Linked DNA regions of Homo sapiens: region 1 is linked to region 2. The links are chromatin loops, found by intact Hi-C in ENCODE. Cell type or tissue: heart left ventricle. All regions are shown on one strand. Links, peaks and the distances in the headings refer to the core of each region. The heading gives the core; the rest is flanking DNA.

What was found. A loop is a pair of places that touch in the nucleus more often than their neighbours do. Peaks named below come from ENCODE experiments on the same cell type or tissue, not always from the same donor. Only the 100,000 strongest peaks of a DNase experiment are listed, where the experiment ranks them.
Region 1: a loop joins it to region 2, with 2.6 times the contacts of the local background. A loop is called at or near these places in 6 of 110 quality-filtered maps.

What each region holds. Positions count from the first base shown.
Region 1 is chr1:99,523,449-99,532,981 of GRCh38, forward strand. No RefSeq gene overlaps it. Among named protein-coding and RNA genes, the nearest start is that of LINC01708, 40 kb to the left of the region's middle. In heart left ventricle, for the core only: a CTCF peak has its summit at 3,859 (motif pointing left); no DNase peak of the experiment used is centred there.
Region 2 is chr1:99,595,599-99,605,131 of GRCh38, forward strand. No RefSeq gene overlaps it. Among named protein-coding and RNA genes, the nearest start is that of PALMD, 46 kb to the right of the region's middle. RefSeq lists a silencer at 5,195-5,489. In heart left ventricle, for the core only: no CTCF peak of the experiment used is centred there; a DNase peak (open chromatin) is centred at 4,303; H3K27ac peaks cover 3,254 bases.

The DNA of each region.
Region 1 (9,533 bases), core at 634-8,633, 72 kb before region 2:
GAACATACAGCACTTGGTTTTCTGTTTCTGGGCTAGTTTGCTAAGGATAATGGCCTCTATCTCCATATTCCTGCAAAGGACATTATCTCATTCTTTTTTATGTCTGCACAGTATTCTATGGTGTATATCTATTACATTTTCTTTATCCAGTCTACCATTGATGGGCATTTAGGTTGATTCCATGTCTTTGTTATTGTGAATAAGCACTAAATAATTAAAAAAGAAGAAAACCTCAAATCAATGATCCACACTTTCAATTTTAGAAACTAGAAAAAGTAGACCAAAATAATCTCAAACCAAACATAAGAAAATAACAAGTAAAAGAGCAGAAATCAATGGAATTGAGGACAACAACAGCAAAAAGACAAAATAGATAAAACCAAAAGTGATCAGCAGGAAACAGCCAGCATAGTTTCCTGGCACCTCCATTGCATGATTTGTAGCAACATACTCCTAGTAAGATACCTCCTCATTCGCATCTTTTCTTGGAACCCTAGCTTCAGATTTCCAGCAAGTTCCACCTGTGCAGCACCCCCCAGTGAGTTCTCCACCATCTAGTTACTCATAACTGTGTCCTCCAACAAGGTTTGTGTCTCACCCCCAGGGGTTGGGGCAAGGGGCAGGCTCTTTTTTGGATGTTCTATCTCAGCCCTGGAAGTAGTAGCTGCTTCTTATATGTGCTATTCTGTATTCTTTAAACTTCTGTTTCCTTTATATTAATTAACCCTTTATTACTCCAAACCCCATTACTCCAAATTATTATACTTAACAATTCTATATATTTAACTTTGTTCAAATTACTTATCACTGTGCAGTTTCTGTCTCCTGATTGGACATAGACTGATACAATTACACATTATTCTTTTTCAGACTCAGTGATTTGAACATCATATGGAAAGCTTTTAACTACCCTCCTTCTAAAGATCTTCAAGCCACCTCACTGCAGTTCCTATGTTCAACCCCACTCTAAAGAAGAAGTGGGGAGTCTATTTTAATTTTCTTGTCATACAGGAAATTGCCAACATAGCATCTGCATATAATACACCTAAAGAGGCTCGTATCTTTTTCTCCTTGAATAGAAGGTGTAATAGAGCACTTGTGCCTTCCATCAATTATTCATTAAATCTCTCCCATGAGATGAGCCAGTTAGGAGAAAAGAATTGTTCAATACAGGAATAAAGTTTCCATTGATAGAAAAGCCCAATAGGAGAGCCAAAATCTTGATTTCTCATTTCACATGCCACCTAAGACTTCATTACAAGACTGCATTTCTTTCCAAATTAAAAAAAAAACAAATAAGTAAAACTCTGTGCATTTCCAAAATCCCATGTAATTTTTCATACTCTTAATATTTTAATATCATATACTTTTCTACTTAGAGGCTTATTCCTTCCATGTCTCTAATTAGTATATGTTAGGAGATGAGAATACCATCTACAATAATTAAAAGAATAGAAAAAAGGATACAATAATTTGCTTTTCATGTGTTTATTCATTTGTAATCAACAGATTTGGAAAAAGAAACGGCAAAATCCCTGAACTATAGACTCCAGGTAAGAAAAAGAATTTGAATCCATTTATTCACATCATTCACCAATACTTGAATACCCCACAGCACTCTCACCTCTGTAAATATCTCACATTATGGGAAACTCAGTATCAACATGATAGTTCATCCTATATATGGACAACTTATTGTTAGAAAGTTCTCCCATTTATGTTGAACTATTATGTTGCTCTATTAGCATTGTTCCTAGTTTTGTTCCTTGGGTTCATGGGGAATGTGCTGTGCCAAGTGTTTCAAATATCTAGACCTCTGCCATGTTCCCCTTGCTACACTCTGCATTTTTGGTAATGAAGAACTTTAGCCCACTCTGTAAACAAGATTCCTGAAACAAAGATAGTAATTCTAATCAATAATGATATGAGACAAAGATTTCCTCACCCACCTCCACGTAATTACAAAAGATTATTAAAGAGGCTAAACACCCAGGTCCAACTTCACAAGAGTCTGAGAGAAGTAAAACTAAACCATCTGTCCAGAATTTCTTCTGACCAGGAGCCAACTCAGCTCAGAAGTACTTCCTTCTTCCCAGAGCACTCCCTTAGAATACCAGAACCTGTGAGATCTCTGCACTTCTGGAGAATGAGCCTCTGATCCCAGGATCTGGCCAATTTTTTCACAAAGGACTTGGCAGTATATGGCTATCTTGTTGAATATGAGATGTGAAGGAAGATATTTTATACTTACTTTCTCCAATGACAGGTAAATGCTGACAGCATTCTGTTTATAGTAGCTGGTTAGGATACAGACAAAAGGTTAAAGCTCAAGTTCGAAGACCCAGCATTTTTCATAGACCCAGTATTTTTTCACCAAGGGAGTGGCCACCACATGCTAAAATATACATTCAGTTTTACACCAGCTAAGAAGAGATGAAAAGATTCCAGGTCTCATGGAAAAAATGACTGAAAAACAGCATCAATGGAATCTGGAATTTAGAGCTCACAGATGGGGCCTTGCATATTAATCTTGGTTCTGGGAAATACAGGCTCCAATCATTTGCCCTCAAACCCACAAGGTAATCATTATTTCTTCCTTTTAAAATGTCTAAATGTTAATTAATATTACATTGTGTACACTATTTAAGGTAGCATACGCATCTCAAAGGAAGTTCAAAATTGAAGATACCCACTAGTTATGTTCACTCTGTGACAGAATGTCTTGAACTCCAAACACAATTGTAAGCACCAAGTGTACAGATGATATCAAAACCTAAAGCTGGGCTAGATTACGGAAATAATATCAACTCTGTGAATGAGCTCCTCCTTTACATTGGAAGGAAGGGGCAATATGTTTCAATAGAAGATAGCAGATGCTAAGGGCCAAAATAGCTACGTACACAAAAAGAGAGATATGTCCTTGGAGGATCCAGCAGATGAGGAAAGCTTCCCAGAGAATGTAGCCCTTAAGCTGTACCCACGAAGGAAAAGTAAGATATAAATAAATGAAAAGGAGATTACAGGGCATTTCAGGTGGTAGGAATGGTGTGATTAAAAAATGGAGAAGCAGGATATGCAAAGCATCTCCATTGAACAATTTGTACCGTTGGACTGGAAAGGATTCAGGAAGCGAAAAGCATAAAAGGCAGATAAGTCAGAAGCAGAGGGTAAAGGGTCTTAAAATGCTTAAAACGATAACGAAAATTTCAGTTTGCTAGGAACAGTAAAGTTCCCATAAAGAAGAGTTTTTTTACCATGACATTGTTTGGAGCTGCTGGTTCATGGTGATTATAAAAAGTAGACTGAGTTTAGTTGACATTGTTAGTATTTTTAAACTCTCTAGGGACAATGCATCTCCTTTTTACCTGCACATAGGGACTGACTACTGCTCCCATGTTCCTCTCGTTATCCTACTGATTTAGAAAAAGTTACAAAAACTTTCCTTTGATATATGATGTTCGTATTTGACATGGTTAAATTTCTCTCTCTCTCTCTCTCTCTCTCTCTCTCTCTGTAAGTACCTACAATATCCTTGCTAGGAAGGGCTAAGTCTTTAACATACATTATCTCCCTTAATCCTAAAACAATCCCGTAACTATTAATGTTCCCACTTCATAAATGAGGAAACAGAGCTTAGAGAAAGAAGCTACTTGGCTTGCCCAAGTTCACGCAGCCGACACGTAGGAACACAGAGTCAAATTCAGGTATTTCTGGTACTACATTGCATGTCTATAACCAGTTTCTCTATCTTAGTTCTCATCAATAATTAGTAGTTTTGCTACTATTTACAACATATTTGTATCATGTTTTTAACATTGCTCATGGAGTTTTTCTCACACATTCTATGCTGCCACCATCTGGTCTCTTATAAAACTTTCAAGCTTTTCTTCTGGAGTCATTCTCAGTCTTATCAGAGTTTTGCATTCCCTTGAAAGAGGGCTGAAATTGGTGTGGACTGGATTTATATAGCTTGAAAATTCTTCATCTTATCAATATACTCCCCTTTACTCATCTGCAATGTGTAAGGGTCATAAAAGATTAAAATGGAAATTAATTGGCTAATGAAATTGTACTGGCAAAACAGAAATTCATAGCAAATGAGCCACTATGCAAAAATGCTGCTGAGGGGATATGTCAATTCCAGATTCAGAGTACAAAGAGAGTTTGATGCACTTTTCCCTTGGTTAACTGTGAAAGCCTCGCATTAATGAGTAAGGAAAGGTAGGCAAAGAGGAGCAAATCAATTAGGTCGTATAGAAGAGACTGAAAGGGCAGGGAAGGAACCAGGAGAGATTTAGTGCTTAAGTCATCAGTTTCTAAAAGGCTGATGGCCATAATCCTATGAAAAATAAAACATGTTCACATTTGTAAGAACAATGAAACCGTTGCCAAGTCCTTACTAACATCTGGTTTCTTCTGCCCAGTTTCTATCTACCACCAACCACTGATTGTATTAAATGAGATTCTCCCTCATGTGAGAGGCAGGGGAGAGAAAAAAAAGGATGCATGATAGGAAGACAACATGTTGATGTATGTATTTGTCTATCTTGCATTGCTGTTAAGGAATACCTGAGACTGGGTAACTTAGAAAAGAAATTTATTTGGCTCATGTTTCTGCAGGCTGTACATGCATGGCACCAGCATCTGCTCAGCTTCTGGTGAGGCCTCAGGAAGCTTTAAATCAGGTGGAAGGCAAAAGGGAAGCAGATGTGTCACAGGTGAGAGAGCAAGAGAGAGAGGAGGTGCTGGGCTCCTTTATTTTATTTTTATTTTTTATTTTTTCACTGAAAGTAATCAAGAAACTGGCTCCTTCCAACAACCAGCTCCCACATGAACTAACAGAGCAAGAACTCATTTGTTACCATGGGGAGGGCACCAAGCCATTCATAAGGGATCTGTCCCCATGATCCAAACACCTCCCACCAGACCCTACATCCGACATTAGGGATCACATTTCAACATGAAATTTGGTGGGGACAGATATCCAAACTACATCAACATGGAAGGAAGGAGAAAACAGGGAGACTGTAGTTCTGTGTTCTGATGTGCCTCACCATCCTCCACCTGTTTGTGAATAGTTAAATCAGTTGATCTTAAAGTGCCTTTGCAGTTCCCACACCTTGGTGCCCTTGTTAAGAGTATAACCTTAATACCATATTGAGATTATGGGAATATTGAGGATGAAAAATAAGACAACAGGTGTTTAGTGCCTACTACTTTCCAGGCACCATGTAAGGTACTTCAAACCCACTGTATCATTTAATTGGTCTTCACAGTAGCCCTATGAAATAAAGATCATTATGCCTGACCTGGCTCTTACTGTGTGTCAAGCCCTATTCTAAATACTTTAATCAATTAATATTCACCACAACCCTATGAGAGTAGGAACTGTCACTGACCCCATTTTCTAGATGAGAGATCTGTGGCCCCGAGAGGTTAAATAACTTACCCAATAGTACACAGTAAATGTGGAGCTGTTCAGCTCCATTTGGTTGCAGAGTCCATGCTCTTAAGCAGTACTATACTCTAACTTCTCTTCAATACACACATACACCCTCACATACAGGTATGCACACGTGTCCATGCAACCTGACTTCTTACACACAAGTACATGGAGCCATAGGGAAAGTAGATTCAGAGTTCGGATGAACCAGGATGCATCACATTCTCAGTATCCATTGCAACACTCTCTCTCTATCTACCTGACAAGGAGTCAGAGGAAATAAACCAGGTGACAGAGAAGCTGACTACGATAACATTTACAACTGCCAGGGCTTGGAATTCATACAACCTCTTAGAGGACAGAGATTGGCCTTAGAATTTCCATAGCTATAGCTGTAACTGTATTATAATAGCTTGCTCAGGTTACCATAACAAAGTACCACAGACTGGTTGGCTTAAATAAGAAATTGTTTTCTCACAGCCCTGGAAGACAGAAGTCTGAGATCAAGGTATTGGCAAAGTTGTTGTCTTTTGAGGCCCTCTCTCTGTCTTGAAGATGGCTGTCTTCTCCCGTTGTTTCCACATGGTTTTTCCTCTGTTTATGTCTGTTTCCTAATCTCCTCTTCTTATGAAGACAACAGTCATATTGGATTAGGACCCACCCTAATGACCTCATTTTAACTTAATTATCTCCTTAAAGACCCTGTCTCCAAACACAGTCACATTCTGTTCTGAAGTACTGGGTGTTAAGAAATCAACATGTGAATTTAGAGGTATACAGTTCAACTCTTAACAACTACTCAATAAAAAATGACACTCTAACAGTTCATAAATTAATTATGTTCAGAGGTGGATGCATAATTCTTAGTGACATCAATGTAAATTGTCTAGGTCAATTAAATATTGAAATCAATAATGTTTAAAACTGTCCTTTTTATCTTTTATCTCTGTAACAAAATGAGAGATAAACACCTTTAATACAGAGGCAAAATAAGATTCAGAAATTTTTAAAAGTTAATTTTGAGAAATGGCTCCCTTTTAAGAAATGCCTCACCAAAATAAATACACAAACTACAATATCTGATATTTCCAGAAATAAAGTTCAGCTTCCTTTATGAAAATTCTTATCATAAGTCTGGGGTTTAAGCTTTCCAATAAAAAATAGACTTGGACTCTGTGACTTACAATTTTAATGTATCTGTAAGCTGGGACTATAGAGGGTTTGTTTCAATACAAACTGATTCTGAATACTTGATTTCTTCAGTAATCATGTATTTGATTGCCCATAGAAGAACAAGATTTCTCAAACAAGTTACATTATTATTATGTCTAGACTACCAACAACACCCTGAGGAGATCCGTGTTTTCACATATGCAAAGCTTTGGAATAAATTCCTATTGTCAAAATAAATAAAAATAACTCAGTAATTGGTTTTTAATTAAGTATCCATGTATATCATTATTAATTTTATACATTCAGTACAAATGAAGCTGTCTCAATATAAAAGAAATTACTAGTGGGTAGTAATTATAAGCCTACTATACTTATATTTTAAGTTCATGACTAATACTCAAAATACTAATAAACAGATCCTCAAAAAGTAAAATTTGCCCTAAGAAATAACAGAAATACCTTTTCATTCTAGAGCTGTATGCACACCTGGCTTGTGTTTTAGAGTTTGTTTTTATTTCTTCACATAGCACCCCAAAAATAATAGCACCTGAGGAAACTCTGGGGTGATTTGCTCACTTCTAGAGTCTATTTCAACATCACCAAGCAAAGTTGGTTAATACTTAAAGACAAATGATAAGCAACATAGGAATCTTGTTTGTCTATAAAATTATGTCAAATTAGATTTAACTTGGAAAAAAATGATAAGCCAAAAAAAAAAAGTCCATTCAGAAGAATATAAACTCAAAATCACAATCACGCCTACTCTCTGCGTGTCGGGGCCCTGTGTCAGACACTGCATGCTAAGCCAATGTGTCCTCAAACAAGAGGTCTTCAGTCATCTGTCTAAGAATGACCCATGGAGAAAATCAAGAGAATCTAATTAGGCAACATTTAATTCCACTATGATAAATAACTTAAGCTGCATCTCTAAGAGAAGGTAATTATTGGCCCTTAGAGCTAACAGCAGAATCAGTTAAAGGTTTTTAAATTCACAGCTAAACAAACATTGTAAAGATAAATAAAAGGATAAGAAAGATAAATTAATAATTATATTCCTGTTCTTCAATAACGGATTAATGACGTTCTACAGTATTATATGAAGATTTTTAAATTCCTTTTTACAGATAAATTAATAGAAATATAAGTACAAGAATAATTATAATTAAGGGAAAATGAAAAGTTTCATATCCCTTAAAGTCCTAAAAGCTGTACACCACCACCAATGTGTTCACTAAATAATTTAATTACATTACATGCTATTTTAGCCAAGCCTCAGTTACATGGACAAATTATTCAAATCTTTTGCCCTACCTCTTACCTTCTAATAACAATTCTTTGAGAAGGTTACAAATCATCCTTATCAAAATTGAAACATGAAACATTTTTATCAATGTTTATCAAGGTTTATAAATGTTTATCATTGTTTATCAATCATCCTTATCAAAATTGAAACATGATTTTTTTAAGTGGAATCATATCAATTTGTTATTTATTAGCTACTCTAGTAAAATATTTGCTCTTAGTGAGAGATTGAACCTTGTGTCGTGACTAATTGCGGTTTGAGATTGATTATTGGTAGATGCCATTATTCATTATATCACTATGGTTAATAAAGGTAATTCATAGTTTTCTCTATTTTAAAGTACTATTTTTAAACATCTGTAAATGTCATAGAACTTCTTTGACCTCTACTCAAGGTTTCATATTGCATCACCCAAGATAACGATTTATTTAATCTTAAAGTGCTCCAAACGACAATGCATTTAAAATACTAAGTTTTTTTTAGTTCTGCAGAATGACTCAATATAGACAATCTGCCTTGAAAATAATTGTTCAATTTAAAGATTTTTGCAAAAGGAGGCAATCATTTCAAGCCTCTTCAAAGTAAGCACGAGATTCCCAGTCCCCACTTTGAAGGCTGTAGTAGAAATAGATAGTTGGAAATGTAGCCAGTGATATTTTTCTATGTTAGGGATTGATATGAACAAACTGTCTTTTTATTTTTATGGCCCTTGGAGATATTTCTCTTCAGCTATAGAGAGCTTTGAACCCTGCCATAATTGATCCATTTCTTCTACTTTCTAAGGAAAGCAAACATCAACAGAATTCTGCTTGTTACTCCAATAACCATGTATGTTTTTCAGGAGCAGCACTTGCTCCAACATTCCTCTTAGATCTGTATGACACAGTGAACTGACTTCCTAACAAGCTGGCCTCTTAATTTCATCTTGCTCTGAAAGTAAAGGAATAATGAGCTCAGTGATGCTGAAGCAACACTCCCAGCCTCCAAGAAGAAAACCTTAGTGCCCATTCTGTCACCAGCCGACTGGGAGCAAGACTAATGAATTTCTGCCACAAAGAAGTGTTTGCTCCCATGTAAGACTAAGTCCTGATCTTTAAATTGTGACAACCCTGCCAAGCAGCATAGCAATCAGCTGATGAAAGGATATGTGTTTGTTTGGTTTTTGTTTTTGTTTTTCTAAATGCTCCATGTAGAGAGAATGAAAAGATTAGGAGAGCTGGAAATAACCATCCATTTCTCCCATCTATCTTGCCAGTTTTCTGACATGGCAGGGCTACATTTACTTTTACTTATTATTCCTTTTGCAGTCTTTCTTCTGGCCCCAACCATTACCCCAAGAGTCATCAGACACTTTCTACTTTTCAGATCCAGTGGTTTCTTCTTAGTTCTTATCTGCCTCAGGCTCTGACATGTTTGACAATATATCTTTAAAAACCCCTCTTTTCTGTGGCTGCCCTCTCCTTGTTCTTTTCCCTTTCCTCTCATTCCTGCTCTACATTCATTCCCCAATAAGGGATTAGCACACAGGCTAATTCTTTGGGATGCAAAAATATTCTACCTTCATGTAAATCAGTAGAGAGGATGGTATTTAAGAATCAAATAGGCTGGGCGCGG
Region 2 (9,533 bases), core at 714-8,713:
TCTGTTAGGAGGGCTCTAAATTATATATGGCATCCTAGCTGAAAGGGAGTCTGGACAACACAGTTCTGCAAGCTTTGCAAGGAGGCACAGTAGAGTTTGGAAGAGATGTTGAGCCAGCCCACATAAGATATCTGTTATTATAACCAACACTTATTAAATGCATATTGTGTTATGTGCTGCCCTCAATATTTCATATATATTAATATTATCACAGTTAAATCCTCATTACAATCCATAAAATGGATATTATTACTATTCTTCCCTTACACATGTGCCCACTGAGGCTCAGACAGTTAAGATCACAAAAGACCCCTTTAAACTAGCCATCTGACTCCAGAGCTCAAGCTTTTAACCACATTTTTGTCTAAGTATTTGTCTTGTTCACTGATACACTGTCAGTACCTTCTTTTTTTTTTTTTTTTTTTTTTTTTTTTTTTTTTTTTTTTTTTTTGAGACAGAGGCTTTATCTGTTGCCCAGGCTGGAGGGCAGTAGAGCGGTCACAGTTCACGGCAGTCTTGATCTCCCAGGATCAAGCAATCCTCCCACCTCAGCCTCCCGAGTAGCTGGGACTACAGATGTAGTCCACACCCAGCTAATTTTTGTATTTTTTGTAGAATCAAATTTTTGCATGGGTTTCACCAGGAAGCTGGCTTCATAAAAGGCTTCAGATTCAGGAGGGGAAGATGGCACAGCAATCTGTGTTGTGTGGACTAATGACCAGGGACCAGGTGGGCATGAGGACGCCTGGTCTCAAATGCTTGAACTCAAGTTCAAGCTCACCTTGGCCTCCCAAAGTGGTGGGATTACAGGCATGAGCCATCATGCCCGGCCATGTTCTTGATAAATAGAAAATGCTCAATATGTGTATTAGTCCATTTGCATGCTGTATATAAAGACATACCCAAGACTGGGTAATTTATAAAGGAAAAAGATTTAATTGACTCAGAGTTCCACATAGCTGGGGAGGCCTCACAATCATGGCAGAAGATGAAAGAAGAACAAAGGGATGTCTTACATGGCAGCTGGCAAAAAGAGAATGAGAGCCAAGCAAAAAGGATTTCCCCTTGTAAAACCATCAGATCTCGTGAGACTTATTCACTACCATGAGAACAGTATGGGAGAAACCATCCCAGTGATGCAATTATCTCCCACTGAGTCCCTCCCACAGCACATGGGAATTATGGGAGCTACAACTGAAGATGAGATTTGGGTGGGCACACAGCCAAACCATATCAGTACATAATTATTAAGTTGAATACCCACCTCTATGCAATTATGAAAGACTTTGGGTCTTTTAGTTTAGCTCTGTCCTATTTCTCCTTTTACTTGGCGCATAATAAGTGCTTGGTAAAAAATAACATTGGCTGACCCAATGGAACCTAGTGAACCTTAAAGAGTTGTCAGCATTTGACAACTGTAAAGCTCTGAGAATCAAAATCTTGGCCTTGAAGTTGCAACCTGAGACTCTTTGGAACTCAAGGCATCACAGAAGTTTTTGAAGAATTCAGCATAATTCCAGACATCCCTGTCCAGAACATCACCCTCTTCCTCCACCTGAAACCACAGATGAGATAAATCTTCATAGCCAGATTAGTTGGGAAGGAAGAGCTGGAGAGGAGGCAGTGGCAATGGCATGTCCTTCAGAAGAAGAACTGTTCTCTTCCCTCCCTGAGTTGAGTCCCCTGTGATGGTGGAATTCACAGAAACCCAGATTGGTTTGGTAGATTCAAGAGCAAAGAGTATCTTCACACTCTGGAGGAGGGATATCCTGCAGAGGTATCAAGAGCTAAAATGCTTCTGTCACCAACTTAGTAAAGTAATAGTGGAGAAGAGATAGTTCTGTGGAGTGCTTAAGCAAAAGGAACTGGCAGAATTCTCTGTGTCCCAAAGAAGTGTAAGAAGAGCTAAATGTTGCCTTTGTACCCAGAAGGTGCATCCAAGTAATGAAGGGAGCTGGCCACATAAAAGCATCAGATTCAGGATGGGAAGATGTCAGAGCAATCTGTGTTGTGTGGACCGATGGTCAGGAAGCAGACAGGCCTAAGGATTCCTGGCAGATGCCCGCATGTCCAGACCAGGAATTCACTCCACTGCACTTGACCTCTTGCCTCCAAAATATCCCCCAAATTTAGATTTCAAATCAAGAATTAGAAGGAGACCAAAAAAACCAAACACCGCATGTTCTCACTTATAGGTGGGAATTGAACAATGAGAACACATGGACACAGGAAGGGGAACATCACACTCTGGGGACTGTTGTGGGGTGGGGGGAGGGGGGAGGGATAGCATTAGGAGATATACCTAATGCTAAATGACGAGTTAATGGGTGCAGCGCACCAGCATGGCACATGTATACATATGTAACTAACCTGCACATTGTGCACATGTACCCTAAAACTTAAAGTATAATAATAATAAAATAAAATAAAATAAAAAAAGAATTAGAAGGAGTAAAATACTAACTGATAGAGATTAAGTTTTCCAACTCCTGGTGGAAATATCACTTAAAATTTTTATCATCAGACAGAAAATAAACAAAATTAATTTTTTTCACACATGAGTTCTGGGCCAAAATTTACGTCAACTGTAAGAAGTTGAACCAAGCAGTCTACTAATACGTAAATACTCAATGAAATAACTTTCAAAAGTGCCAATTTAAAAAGTAGAATTGTCCTACTTTTTAAGGACTGCACAAGAAAGTCTATCAAGAAGGAAAAAAAGAAGAGAAGAAAAAAATACTGATTATTTTAACATTTTAATATTAAATTAATTGATTAACACTATTATATTTAATATTGGCAAAAACCACAATTACACCTGCACCAACCTAATATAATGGAAATTATAAATATGTGGAAATTTTGACACCAATGAATGTGAATCATTTTTAGTTCTTCTGGAATAGAGAATGTCAACATTGCCTTAGAAGTAAATACAAAGTGTCACTGCAAGCCTTCCTTCTTTCATTTATTCCTTCAACAGATTTTATTGCATAACTAGTACATCAAGAACCAAATAAGCACATAGAATAACCTGGCATCCAAAAGCAATATAGGAATCAGAACTCAAGACTAAGGAAAAAACTTTAAAAAACCATAACAGGACCATGCATAATCTATTATTTATTACCATAATACCTTATTAACATGTATTGAGTACCTACTAAGTGCCAAGCACTGTGCTAAATATATTTGTGTATTATAGAAAGACATGCTAATCCTCAGATCACTTCAGCAAATGAAATTGTTTCAGCTTTGGACAACTCACACTCCCTTACATGACTTCATATTCTCCTGTTTCTCCCTTATCAACAGGATGAAGAACATGGCTTGTTAAACAGCTCCCTCTACTATATATCAAACCTGGTGCCAAATTGATACCAGGGGTTGATCCAAATTCCTTTAACCTGGGACAGTTCACTAGCATTGTAGCCAGATTCAAAAAGGCTGGACTCCATCTAGATCACAATTTGTTCAGGAACACCTGAATTATGCGTTTCCTTCCCAAGTACACACACCCCTACCCTCTCATCAACACTCACAGTCCTAGAAATGTGCAATATCCCACATAAACTGAAGAATATGGTTTTTCTGAGGCCCCTGGACCCTGTCCAGCTGGCAGAGGGACATCATGAGAGAGCTCCTGAACCCATATGAGTCTGTTCATCACTGATACCAGTACTGATACCTTGGTTTTACTTACAGTGAAAGTCAAATGAGATCATCTATGTGATAGGCTTTTTAAACATGCTATACAATACCATACAAATGTTCAACCTCATAAAGTACTTTCATACTAAGCTCCGCTGGGCCAGGCTGGTACCTGACTCAGGACTGAAGTGACCCCCAACTTTTATTGAGTTGAATTTGACCTTATCTACTAATCTGTGTCTCCTCACTAGACTCCAAATGATGGGAAATTAAGGAAGTAGTACACATCATTTATAATGGCTTATAACTGTGGGAAGCAATGTTTTTTTTGCACAAGGGCCAATCCGGGAAAAAAGAAAATTTATGTAGGCTGCAAAAAATTATTAAAGAAATGAAGACATTTTCTACAGGCCATACAACCATCAGTTCTGAGCAGCAGCTGGAATTTGCACATCTCACTTAAGGCAATATTTACTGATGGGTGCTCAGGAAAGAAAGATGAATGAGATGAGCCTTCCATCCTCCACAGTCAGCCTTCATGGCTCTAAAGTTTTCATTCTTCTTGGGTGAATCATGCTCCTAGGAATGATACCATCACTGCTAGTTTCCTGGAATGGCCAGCCTCCCAGGCCGGTTGGAGGCCAGGCAGCTGCACAAGTCTCTTGTGGTTCCCGATATCAGGGGGTCACACTGGGTCAAGGCCTGGCTCTGCCACACAGAGTCCTCCACTCTGAAGACTGCACCTCTGGTTGCCAAAATGACAACCTGCAATTCTTTAAAGTCACTTCCATGGTTACTCGAAAGACCTCCCTCCCCAATTCCTTTTCTTTGTATTAGTTGAAAAGCAGTGCTTACGCTGGTTTGAGGCGTAAAACTACAGGGCCTCTTGCTCAGGTTGCTGGTAGCTTCTAAGTGGACTAAAGTTTTTAAGTCCAAACACACAGGATCTTAATGTAAAACCCAGCACCAAGGTAAACTATTCTTGCTGTATTGATGCTGCTGTCATGTTAGAAGGAAACATGGCACAGACCACAGAAAAAGCTTGGCATCATCATTACTTACCTATATAATGGAGACAAAGTCCTTTGGTAACCTCTGTTATCACAATATTTGGATCTATATTGCCAAAATGAAGACCCTTAGCAATCTTCAGTGGCTTGGGGGAGTTCAATTTACCTAAGGAATAAAATTAGGTTAAAAAAATCTTAAAAAAAAAAAAAGAGTCTCAGACAGCCAAATCATTGGAGACCAACAGAGATGCATTAAGGATTGAGATCTGAAAAAGACTGCAGGAGTCTTTCTATCAAGAAAGAGTGACCATAGAGAAAAGACCATAGAAGAAAACAGTGACCATAGAGAAAAGATCAATCCAGCCCTACAGCTCCGAAGAAGACAAGTGGCGTATCCTGAGGGGAAAATGTAAAGGGGATTGAGAAACTTGTAATAAAAATGACTGAATTGGGAGATGTCAAGGAGAGGGGAAGACAGAGAAAAGAAACTGAGCTTTTTCTCCGCTGAGAAAGTGCACAATTTTTCGGAGAGCCCAAAACTCCATGAGAAAAAGGTTCTTCTTATTGTTTGCTCTTTCCTCTCACAGCAGCCTAGCTGGAAAGCAAAGTCAGCTGGAAAAACACAATGCAACCTTCTGTTCAAGGGAAAGTGGAGGAAAAAGAAGTCCAAGGTTGCCTCCTTCTTACCCACTCTTGAGGCACATTTTTATCCCATTGTTGGACTCTGCGTTTTCCCAGGGGTTGCCATGGCATCAAAGAGACAAATGCCTTGCTCCTGTTTTAAAGCTGAATTCCCTAGCAAACAAAATTGTTTCCATTTGAGGATATTCTCACCCTCACACGAAACCAGAACTGCTTTCAAAACAATGTGTCTTTTTAAAATATGGATGAAATGTATTGCATTCTTCTGGTAATAGAAGAAACATATTTTTATTTTTAAAATGCATAAAAACATTTGAAAAACGAAATGCAATTGCCCTATAGATCTTCACCTACAGGTGGTCATGGCTCACATTTTGGCATATTTATTTCAGGTCTTTCATCTATAAATGTATATGTATTTTGTATTATACACTGCAAAATTGCAGCCCAATTACATATGCAATTATGCATGCTCCTATTTCTTCACTTGATATCCCATAGACACACTCTTCGGAAGCAGGGCTATAAAATCCAGAGATGCTCTTTATAGAGCTTTAACATTTTGCTCATTTGCATCTTGCATATTCTTATGAAAAGAAGAATTTAATAAGACAGCAGTTTGGCCTTTATGTCCCCATGAATCTAAACGTTTGAGAGAAGTTAGCAGCAGGGAAGCATGGGTTAACTGTGTTAGAAAATGTTTGCAAAGAAAGGCCTTTGCTCTCCATTAATTTATGCTATGAAAGAGAGAACACAGATAGTTTCATATATTATCCTGGGACTATATAAAGAAAAGAAACTGAGAAGTTAACTATAAAATGTCATGATTTTTCTTTCAATAGTTACATGTTCTTTAAAATTATAAGCATATTTTACAATTAGTAATTCATTAGCCCATTCATCCTTGCAAAACAGGTCAAGGTTAGTAGGAAACTGGACTCTGATGGGTGTAAAAACATGCATGAAGATAGTGTGCTATAGTGGAAATGTTTCTAGTTTCACATCAAACTAAAGTGGTTTCTAAACTAAGCCCTGCAATTAACACATGTGCGACCTTTGACATGTTACTAAAGTTCCCTAACTCTCAATTTCCTTATCTCTAATAATTTAGATTGAAAAAATGTCCAGCCACACGGTTGCACTGAGAATTAAATGAGAAGAAATATGAAAAAAAAAAAAAAAGGCCAGGTGCAGTGGTTCACGCCTGTGATCCCAGCACTTGGGAGGCCAAGGTGGGAGGATTGCTTGAGGCCAGGAATTTGAGACCAGCCTGAGCAACATGCAAGACCCTATCTCTATCTTTTTAAAATAAAAATTTTAAATTTAAAAAATGTAAAAATATGAAAAAAGCCTTACTCAATGCCTGACACATAGTAGGTGCTCGGCAAATATTTGTACTCTTCTTTCAATGGCAACCTGAGCTAGAACTTAAATTCTATCCTAGCATTACACCATTTCTATAAACAATGATGTTTGCAGTGTTCATTATCCAAGTGGCTAGTGATTCTATGTTGTTTTTTAGCTCCACATTAACAAACGTTCTTGGTAAACACTGCCTCCAGTCTCCTCTTAGTAAAAGTTATGTGATGTAAAGTTTTCTAATGAAATTTAAGAGTCAGGAAGAATAGGAATGTTCACATTTCCAATAGGTTCCCTTTTCTGAATTCCCATCACAGTAGAGGAAACAAGTTAATTTGTGTACCATCAAAACCCAAAGAAAATAAAAGACTTCCCCTGTTTGCTGTTAAGAATTTCCTTAACTATTCTACCAGGGCTTCCAGAATCAAGATTAAAAAGAAAAAGAAAAAAATTATGTCTCTGCACATTTCATATCAATGGAAGGATGTTGAAACTGTGCTGGTAAACAGAGTAAGGAAGCAAAAGCCTTGTTAGAACCTAATTGTTTTCTAATTAACCAGACTGGAAGTGGATGTTTTCAGGGTTTGCTCAACAGACTTTTGAAGATTATGAGATTAAATTAGACCAAGTATTTACAAAAGCTCCTGAAAATATATAGCAGACACCAAAAACATTCTTGTTAATATGGCCAAGATTGATTTAAGGCCTAAGAAATAGTAAAAGCATGGTTTATTTTTGGATATTCAATTTATTTACTTAGCGTGTCTTAGTCAAGGTAACTAAAATCAAAACCACTTGCATAGGTAAATCAGTATCACATTAGAAATGGGACAATTCATACCCCACATTTATATCCACCCCAGGTACTAATTAGTACTGGTATAAAATAGATAATTGATGGATTAGATAGACAGATAGATAGATATAAAGGAAAACACTATTTTTTTTCTTTTTTTGAGATGGAGTCTTGTTCCCTTCACATAGGCTGGAGTGCAGTGGCACAATCTCTGCTCACTGCAACCTCCACCTCCTGGGTTCAAGCAATTTTCCTTCCTCAGCCTCCCAAGTAGCTGGGATTACAGGTGTGTGCCACCACGCCTGGCTATTTTTTTTTTTTTTTTGGTACTTTTAGTAGAGATGAGGTTTAGCCATGTTGGCCAGGCTGGTCTCGAACTCCTGACCTAGATGATCCACCTGCCTCGGCCTCCCAAAATGGTAGGATTACAGGCATGAGCCACCACGCCCAGCCCACTATTTTTAACCATTTAAAAATTATTTAGTTACGTAACTGACCTACACTGCTGAGATAACCTATAAATTTCTATATATTGATTTCATTTTACGGATGATGGATTTGGCTAATCATCTAAAGACTTGAAAATCAAAACTGAAATATCTGGATTTTCTTCATGCGACAATGAGGAGCCATTGAAAGTTTTTGATCATGAAGGCTATGGTTACATTGTCACTAAAATGTCTTAGAAAGACCATTCAGAAAGTAGTTTGCAGAATAAACTGAAGGTGGGAGAAATTGGTGGCAGAAAGGTAAAATAGGAGGCTAATGAAATAATCCAGAAGAGAGGTCATTTTTAAAAGTGTGGTATTACACAAGTGTGCTTCCACTGAAAGGAATTTTATTTGGTTTGGGTGATTTGGTTTTGGTTTCAATTTTAGTGTTTTGTTCCTTCTACCCCATTAGTGATACCTTTTCTATTGTCTTTTATTCTTTTTTTTTTTAAATTTACCAAATACCCAGACTTCAAAGAGATATCTTTTTTTCTTTAGAGGAAATACAGCTATTTTCCCAACCCACTCCTTCCCCAACACATTCTCAGAAACTTCTGGCTTGTGACCTTCCATTCGTGTTTTAGAGTCCAGCCTCTGGTTCTCTGTAACTATAGGAGCAGATGTTGAAATCAGCCACAGTGTTTTATATTCAGCTCCCATCCTCTCCTCTCAAAGTACATACAAATGTGGGCCCCTCAAAGAAGCCACCTTTATATGCAGTCATAGACTATAAATTCTTTGTGAGATTACTTCTCAGCAAAAGAGAGACATGAAATGTCTACCAGCCAGCATTCCCAAATGAATCTTGACTTTTAATCCCACAAGATCTTTCAAACTGAGGTGAATTTCTTTGCAGTGAGACTTTGCAAATCCACAAAAAGTATTTCCTTTTAAGATGCCCATTCCTGAGGTTTTTGAGCTAAGGAAAACTGACTAGGCTTGGCAAGTGCAGAATTTGTGATTCTAGTGGTCTGCATTTTGGGTCCCAGACTTTTAATGATGGTAAAAAGACTTCTCATTCTTTTGAAAAGTATTGCCTGCCTCAGGGAATATATGTATTTTCCTTTTTCACTATGGGAATATCTTCCTTCTTTGGAATACACTTTTCTACCTGAAATAAACTGAAGAAATAGGAATCTTGATGATGAAAGAAAAATATGATGTTTGTTTTTACGTGATCAATAAGTAAACCTTCCTACTGATCTAATAAACAGCCAAGAAAATACGACATAATTGACAAAGCTCAATGACGTTTAAAATTGAAAGATATTTTAAGAATTATCTAGTTTAACTTTTCTTTTTTTTTTTTTGAGACAGAGTCTTGCTCAGTCGCCCAGGCTGGAGTGCAGTGGCGAAATCTCGGCTCACGGCAAGCTCCGCCTCCCGGGTTCTCGCCATTCTCCTGCCTCAGCCTCCTGAGTAGCTGGGACTACAGGTGCCCGCCACTACGCCCAGCTAATTTTTTTTGTATTTTTAGTAGAAACGGGGTTTCACCGTGTTAGCCAGGATGGTCTCGATCTCCTGACCTCATGATCTGCCCGCCTCAGCCTCCCAAAGTGCTGGGATTACAGGCGTGAGCAACCG